Linked DNA regions of Homo sapiens: region 2 is linked to region 1. The links are chromatin contacts, found by Hi-C or POLR2A ChIA-PET in ENCODE. All regions are on one chromosome and are shown on one strand. The core of a region is the stretch at or near the end of the contact, and the rest is flanking DNA. Distances in the headings are between cores, read along the strand shown. Region 1 has its middle 76 kb from the start of LINC02971. Region 2 has its middle 24 kb from the start of LINC02971.

The links. Hi-C counts contacts between places; a loop is a spot of excess contacts on that map. ChIA-PET counts read pairs that join two places held with the same protein, here RNA polymerase II (POLR2A). Pooled maps may share reads with other maps.
Region 2: a map of GM13977 shows a loop between it and region 1 (1.8-fold over the local background). The contact joins two enhancer-like sites. A Hi-C loop is called at or near these places in 11 of 168 maps with a recorded cell type or tissue (B cell, CD14-positive monocyte, GM12878 and 7 more), 34 of 37 single-sample maps with no recorded cell type and 20 of 50 pooled maps. POLR2A ChIA-PET finds 5 or more read pairs at or near these places in 12 of 52 experiments (A673, AG04450, B cell and 9 more).

Annotation. Positions count from the first base shown.
Region 1 is chr1:234,879,507-234,883,404 of GRCh38, forward strand. No RefSeq gene overlaps it. Among named protein-coding and RNA genes, the nearest start is that of LINC02971, 76 kb to the right of the region's middle. RefSeq lists a silencer at 2,572-2,708 and an enhancer at 3,092-3,161. Within about 2 kb of position 2,030, at least 4 of the 41 ENCODE cell types and tissues checked have a DNase peak (open chromatin) inside an H3K27ac peak, as active enhancers do; they include CD14-positive monocyte and GM12878, where a contact is called at or near this core.
Region 2 is chr1:234,931,622-234,935,519 of GRCh38, forward strand. No RefSeq gene overlaps it. Among named protein-coding and RNA genes, the nearest start is that of LINC02971, 24 kb to the right of the region's middle. RefSeq lists an enhancer at 579-1,079. Within about 2 kb of position 1,995, at least 20 of the 41 ENCODE cell types and tissues checked have a DNase peak (open chromatin) inside an H3K27ac peak, as active enhancers do; they include CD14-positive monocyte and GM12878, where a contact is called at or near this core.

The DNA.
Region 1 (3,898 bases), core at 780-3,279:
AAATCTATAAAAATACACAATTTTTAAAATATTCTTCACAGACACGCACACTCACACACTCACACAAACTCTCCACTCCTCCGAGGCCCTTGCCTGGCTTCCCTCCTCTGGTTTCACTCATGATGCTTTCCTATCTCCCGGCTATAAATACACCACACTCAAACATGTCTCTTGGTTTCACTCCATTGGCCAAAGAAGTGGTTATCCAGAAGCAGCCAGTGAGGGGAGAGGCAACACATTTGCTCAGTCCAGGACAAAGGTGGCCCACAAAAACAAAATGTTTTCTTGCCTTTTGATGCATCTGACAGAGTGCTATTGAGGGAGGCCTGGGCCTGTCCCATACTCTCCGGGCCTACAAATACTTTCAGTATCCACCAGCACTGGGGGCTGATCACACAAGAATACAAAAGCTTCTCAGCCTGATGCGGTGGCTCATGCCTATAATCTCAGCACTTTGGGAGGCCAAGGCAGATGGATCACTTAAGGTCACCAGTTCAAGACCAGCCTGGCCAACATGGTAAAACCTCGTCTCCACTGAAAATACAAAAAAATCATCCAGGCATGGTGGCACATGCCTGTACTCCCAGCTACTTGGGAGCCTGAGGAAGGAGAATCGCTTGAACCTTGGAGGTGGAGGTTGCAGTGAGCCGAGATCGGGCTACTGCACTCCAGCCTGGGAGACAGAGCGAGACTCTGTCTCAAAAAAAAAAAAAAAAAAAAATCTCATTTTAGATCCTGCCTAAGCCACAGACTGACATGAGGCCCCCTCATTGCCAACCACTAGTTCAGCTGTGGGAAAGCCACCTCCAGGTCTTTTGTGAGAGAATCAAGGTCAGACCCCAGAGAAGCCATCTCTTCTAACTACCATGGTCTTCCTGACTCCCATTCAGAGTCAATCCTTCCTCTATTTCTCACAGACTTTTATTATTGTTATTGTCTTTAATGAAGATGTACCTAGAGTCATATATCATGATATTATTGTTTCAAATATTATTAGTAGTAGTATTTATTGGGTGCTAGTTTGTATTGAGTGCCTTTCATTCATCATCACACGTGATCTTCTTAACAAACCTAGAGTGTAGGTAACATTAATACTATACTATTATCACCATCACACCGATGAGGAAACTGTGACTCAGAAGGTTAAGTAATGTGCCCAAAGTCACACAGCTACTAAATGACAGAGCCACATTTTAAACTCAGGGTTGACAGACTCCACCAAAGATCATCTATTCCAACGCTTCCCATATGGAACACTATGCCAAGAGATGCATAGTTGCTATCTGACCTAAAATGGGTGGATAGGGAAGTTCTGGATTAAATAAGTTTAAGAAATACTACATACCCAGTGGTCCCCAGACTTGTTGGTTTCAGGAACCCTTTGCACCCTTAAAAATTATCAAGAGTAGGCCAGATGTAGTGACTCCTGCCTGTAGTCCCAGCACCCTGGGAGGTCAAGGCGGGAGGACTGCTTGAGTCCAGGAGTTTGAGACCAGCCTGGGCAACTTAGCGAGACCCCATCTCTACAGAAAAATGTATAAATTAGCCGGGTGTGGTGTTATGCACCTATAGTCCCAGCTACTCAGGAGGCTGAGGCAGGAGGATCATTTGAGTCTAGGAAGTCAAGACTGCAGTGAGCCATGATTATGCCACTGCACTTCAGCCTGGGCAGCAGAGCAAGACCATGTCTCAAAAAAAAAAATCAAAATCTTCAAAGAGCTTTTGTTTATGTGGGTTATGCCTATCAATATTTACTATCATCAAAATTAAACTGGAAATTTTTTAAAATATGCAATCGTTCACTTAAAAATAATAATAAATTTACTCCCTGCTAACACCATATTTTTGTGAAAAATGACTCTATTTCCCAAAACAAAAATACCAGTGAAAAGAGTGGCACTGTCCCACGTTTTGGTCCAACTCCTCAGTGTTCCGCTTAAGAGCTGGATTTTCACTTCTGCTTCTGAATTCAACCTGTTGCACTATCATGTAGGCTCTAGAAAATTCCAGTGTATGCTTGTGACAAAGTAAGGGTAAAATGATGCCTTAGTCTTGTTCTGAAAGTAGTGTCGACTTAACTGACCCTCCTGAAAGGGTCTCAAGGACCCTTGAAACTTCTGGCCCACACACTGAAAACCACCACTGTACTTTGAATTCTTTTTTTTTTTTTTTTTTTTTGAGACGGAGTCTCGCTCTGTCACCCAGGCTGGAGTGCAGTGGTGCGATCTCAGCTCACTGACACCTCCGCCTCCCAGGTTCAAGCAATTCTCCTGCCTCAGCCTCCTGAGTAGCTGGGATTACAGGCGTACACCACCATGCCTGGCTAATTTTTGTATTTTTAGTAGGGACAGGGCTACCAGGCATTCTTTTAGAAACTCACAGCGCATATCAGCCAGGCGCAGACTCTGAGAAGTCCTGCATGAAGGGATCATCTATAAGGTCTAATTGAATGTTTCCCAGAGTTATTGAGTGGAACATGCTTGTTAATTGACATACCCTATGACATCATGTGGAACGGCTTTCCAGTGCTAACCGTATGAAAATCTCACTAATCTGCCAGCCTCCCACCCTCAGGCAGGGTAACCCTAGAGCCACTCAGGAAACACATTTTGCATTTCACTACACTAAATCTTGCCTTGTCAAGCCGTCAACCCTCAGCGTTTCTTCCAGGGAAGCCGCGCAGCTCAGTGGAAAGACCACAGACTCAAGGCTTGAAATCTGCATCCACCACTTAACTAATTGTGTGACAACAGGAAAGACACTGAAATGCCCTTAGTCCTTCTCATCTGTAAAATGAGAGTAACACCTAATAGTGAAAGTTCCATAATCACTTTTTGTATCATCAGTCTAGACAGAGACCTGATCTCTACTATGTAACCAAACCACACACTTCATGCATTTCAAATCACGGGGTCTCTCTTGGCTCCTGTTGTTCTTGATCATGTTTTGTCACAATTTTGTTCATTTGCTTCATGTTGTTCTTCTGTCTGAGATGCACTCCCCATCTTTCTGCCTGGAAAACTTCTATGCATCCTTCAAAACCCTGATCAAAGTCCAACTCCTTTAGGAAGCCTTTTCTGACACCCCTGTCGCATTTCTTAGCCTTCAGCCCTCAGCACAGACCTCCTCAAACCTCAGAGGCAGTGCCTTCCTCGTGGTCACTTCACTGTCTGTCCCAAGTCTCTCTCTCCCCACCTCAGGCCCTGAGCTCCTCAAAGTCACTCTGCCTCCTTCTGCTCCATGCATACACAAGGTAAACCTCGAACAGCACTCATTCAGTAGAGGTTATCATTTCCTGTGAGACTAAGCCCACCAAGAAATCCTTTAGCCTTTCCTTGAGCACTAGTTGTTCTGCATCCTCCCTCCCCATCCGCAGGTGCAGGCAGGTCTTGATCTGACAGAGGTTCAGAGGCTGACCGTGCAGCCCCTCTCAGCTCTGCCCATCTGAACGCTGTCCTCAGGCCTGTCTGGCCTACATTCTCAAACTAGGAACAGAGGTGCATGGCAGGCAGGGGTCTGATGAGATGACAGCCAGGGGACATCAATCACCAGGGCCTAGCAGCGGTGGCACCCTGGGTGCTCTTCCTCAGGAACCGCTGCAGGAACTCTCAGTTCTGCCCAACATCATTTACCAAGGGCCTGTCTGGGACAACCGCCACCAATGGGTGCCTGTCCCACGCACATCTCACCACTAGCAAAACCCAGGGCTGAGGGCTGTGCAAGGGTCAGATTATCTAGAGGACTTACTGCTGCCCTTCAGAGCAGCCATGAGGCTGGACTTACCAATTCTCTTGTAGAGAAGGCTTTGTGGTCCTGGCTCTCTCCATGGGCTTTGCACAGTTGTTCCTACTAAGTTTTTTCCACAGCAGGCTGTGGACATCACAGGGAGGCAGCCATG
Region 2 (3,898 bases), core at 745-3,244, 52 kb after region 1:
CCAAGCACCTTTGTGCAGTGCCCAACCTGCACATCTGTTCATGGCATCCCTGAATGTAGAATGTGTTTAAAACATGTAGTTAGGTTGAATTCATCAATAGGGAGAGGCTGCAAATGCCAAGTATGCAGCCTAGTCCAAGTGGGTTTTTGCTGATTTGACTTTATACAAGGAATCAGGCTTTTTGGAAACCCCAGTTTCAGACTAAATAATGTGACCACTGTCATTTGAAAGGTTCTTGGTCTGCTCATGGACAGAACCCGAGGGGAAGAAACCTGTCCTGCATCCTAGAGATCCTGAGACTCCTGCCTAGCTTTGTCCAGGAACTCCTACAACAGCCCTGCTCCCATCAGCGTTACGGTGGAAAATAGCAGAAACATGGCTGGAGCCCTCCAGCTGCCCCGCCCCCTCCCCAGTCTACACCGGGGCTCCCAGCGTAGGAGCCAGCACCCAACTCAGCACAGCTTGATGCCCAAGCTCTGCTTCCCCATGGGGGAGACAATTCGCCTGAGAAATATTAACGCCACCTACTTTACAACAGAATGACGATTTAAATGCTGCATGGGTCCAAGGCACAGGGCCTTTATTCTAGATCTCCATCCCCCTCCCTCCAGGGCTCGCATGCTATTCCTGACTCCTAGCAACCCAAAAGGTACAGCCCCAGCGGCACCATAGACGAACGAAACTGTCTGTCCTGTGTCGGGCCCAGTCCACCGACCTGGCTGCAGCCACCTCCTCCTGTGCTGCCCCAGGTGTGTCCTCCTCGTTGGGGGAGAATCGCTCCAAGTCAAGGGTAGACATGGAGCTGTAGTCTCTAAATATGGGAGCCTAGAGGAGTAGAGGAACTCACCTTTAGATCCATGAGAATGCGAGGACAATAGCAGATCCAACTTCGTTCTTCAGCATTCACCTAACATTCGATTTAATTCAACAGATATTTATCATGTGCTTAGGACGTGTCAGGCACTGTTCCTGGGCATTGGGGTACGGGGATGAACAAGCTCTGAATATCTGCCTCTGCAGAGCTTCTAATGTAGTCACATTTCTCTTTCATGGGCATTGATCCCCCAGAGCACGCCACGTCAGCAGGCTCTCACTTGCTATGCCATTCACATTCTGCCTAATCTTCATTGTGCAAAACAGAGAGAGATTGAGTCCAGCCTGGGAGTGACAGTGCCTAATGGGAGAGGCACTGCCACCAGCACAGGACTCATCCCCATGAGGCATGTTGATTTTCCTTTCGTCTTTCTACACATTTCCCCTCTCTCAGTTTTCTTTTCTCTTTCCATACTATTTCCTCTTTGTCTTTCTTCCATCCTCTTTTCTTTCCTGCTCGCCCTTGGGTTCATGGCTCAGCACTATTATTGGCACTGCTGACCCGGCAAAGCACATCCACCTCTGCGATGTTTTCCAAGAGCAGGGGATCAGAGGGATGTCCTTCTGCTGGGGCCAGTGCCTGAGGAAGACCCTGTTGGCCATGGATGGGAACTGATTCTGGGCTTACACCACAGCTCCAAAGGAAAGGGGCCGGGGATGTGTCTACACAGGCCTGACTGACCTGGCAAGAAAGTGACATGCGCACTGACTGGCCCAGAGGAACTCTGATAAGAGGAGATGCCAGGGCTGAAGCTCCTCCCAAATGCTTTCTCCAGGCTCTGTGTGACAACAACTGCCCTTCAGGCTCACTCCACCTCTCATCCGCTGTCCACAGCTCAGGGCCCCAGAGGCTACCATACCCACAGGGGACACTCCTCCAAGATCCTGGGGATGAGGATGAAAATGTCAGCCTCCCCGCCCACGGTCAATGAGGGTCAACATTAAATCAGAACTTTAACTTTGCAGTAGCAGCCACTGGGAGCAATTTTCTAGAAATGTGCTGCTGACCACATTAGCATATCCCAAACTAAATGTAAATGCACATACGCTGAGTTACAGTCTTGGAAACTGAAATCTGTTTTGAGCTATAGAAAATGAAAAAGTGATGTGTGCAAGGAATCTATGCAAAGGAGCCTCAAAGAGGAAGAATGAGTCAGGCTTGCCCCACATAACCAGAGACCATGGCCAGCACCCAAGGGCCAGGCTCTGCCAAGCCAGACAAAGGTCCTTCAGCCAGTGACACTCCAAAATCTCTCAAAAGCGATCCAGAAACCAAGTGTGGTGGTACACACTGTAGGCTCAGCTACTCAGGAGGCTGGGATGGGAATTGGAGGCCACAGTGTACCATGATCACACCTGTGAATGACCACTTCACTCCAGCCTGAGCAACATACTGAGACCCCATCTCTAACAACAACAACAACAACAAAGTGACCCAGGGGTTTGAATCACTAAAAAAAACTAAGGGTATTTTGTGTCCATTTCCTTTTCTTTTTTCTTTTTTTTTTTTAAAGAAGGCTGGAGTGCAGTGATGTGATCACAGCTCACTGCAGTCTCAACCTCCCAGGCTCTCAAGCAATCCTTCTACCTCAGTTTCCTTAGTAGCTAGGACTACAGGCATGGGCCAGCACACCTAGTTAATTTTTTTTATTTTTTTATTTTTATTTTTGAGATGGAATCTCTCTCTGTTGCCCAGGCTGGAGTGCAGTGGCATGATCTCGGCTCACTGCGACCTCAGCCTCCCGGGTTCAAGCGATTCTCCTGCCTCAGCCTCCTGAGTAGCTGGGACTACAGGTGCCTGCCACCACGCCTGGCTAATTTTTTGTATTTTTAGTAGAGATGGGGTTTCACCGTGTTAGCCAGGATGGTCTCGATCTCCTGACCTCGTGATCCACCCACCTCGGCCTCCCAAAGTGCTGAGATTACAGGCATGAGCCACCTCACCTGGCCAATTTTTTTATTTTTATTTTTTGTAAAGCTGGACTCTCACTATGTTGTCCAGGCTGGTCTTGAACTCCTGGGCTCAAGCAATCCTCCTACCCCAGTCTCCCAAAGTGCTGGGATCTCAGGCATGAGCCGCCGTGCCCAGCCCTATTTCTGTTTTTTAACTCAAATAAATTGATTATTTAAATCATCCGCCTCTGAAACAGAACTGTTTAAGAATGTCCTGGTTGTGTGACTGTTTGCAGAAACGAGTGAGCGTACTTGTGACTCAACCACTCACTCCCTGTGACCGTCAGTGGATTTGACCATATACAGTCTTTCATTAAGTTAGTCTTTGTCATATATTGCTTATTTTACTTCCACGGTGGAGCACTGGCTGAAGACAAGAAGCATAAGAACCCTGATGATGAAATACAGGAACTTCACAACAAGCATAAAATGAGCCGCGCACCATGCCTTATGCCTGTAATCTCAGCACTTTGAAAGGCTGAAGTTGGGGGATTGCTTGAGGCCAGAAGTTTGAGACCAGCCTGGGCAACATACTGAGACCCCATCTCTACAAAAAAATTAAAAATAAACTAGCCAGACTGGGCAGCAGAGTGAGATCCTGTTTCTAAAAAAATAAAAATAAATAAATAAATAAAATGGTAATAATTCAGCAAATTTATCTGAAGATTATTTTCACCAGACCCAGAGTTTTTGTACTTCAAAAATGTAAGTTGAAAGAAAAAAATGTATATATTGGTGATTCTATCTAATTTGGCTTTTTATTTATTGGTGACAAAAAAAATCCATATACTATAATGTATTATTTGAAAAGAACAGCTGAAATCTCCTGTCTGATTATGTCCGTTAGAAATAAAATGTCAGGTGGTTCACGCCTGTAATCCCAACACTTTGGGAGGCCAAGGTGGGCGGATCACGAGGTCAGGAGTTGGTTGAAACCCCATCTCAACCAAAATTACAAAAATTAGCCTGGCGTGGTGGATCATGCCTGTAATCCCAGCTACTCGGGAGGCTGAGGCAGGAGAATCGCTTGAACCCAGGAGGGGGAGTTCAAGTGATTTCTTACAGTGAGCCA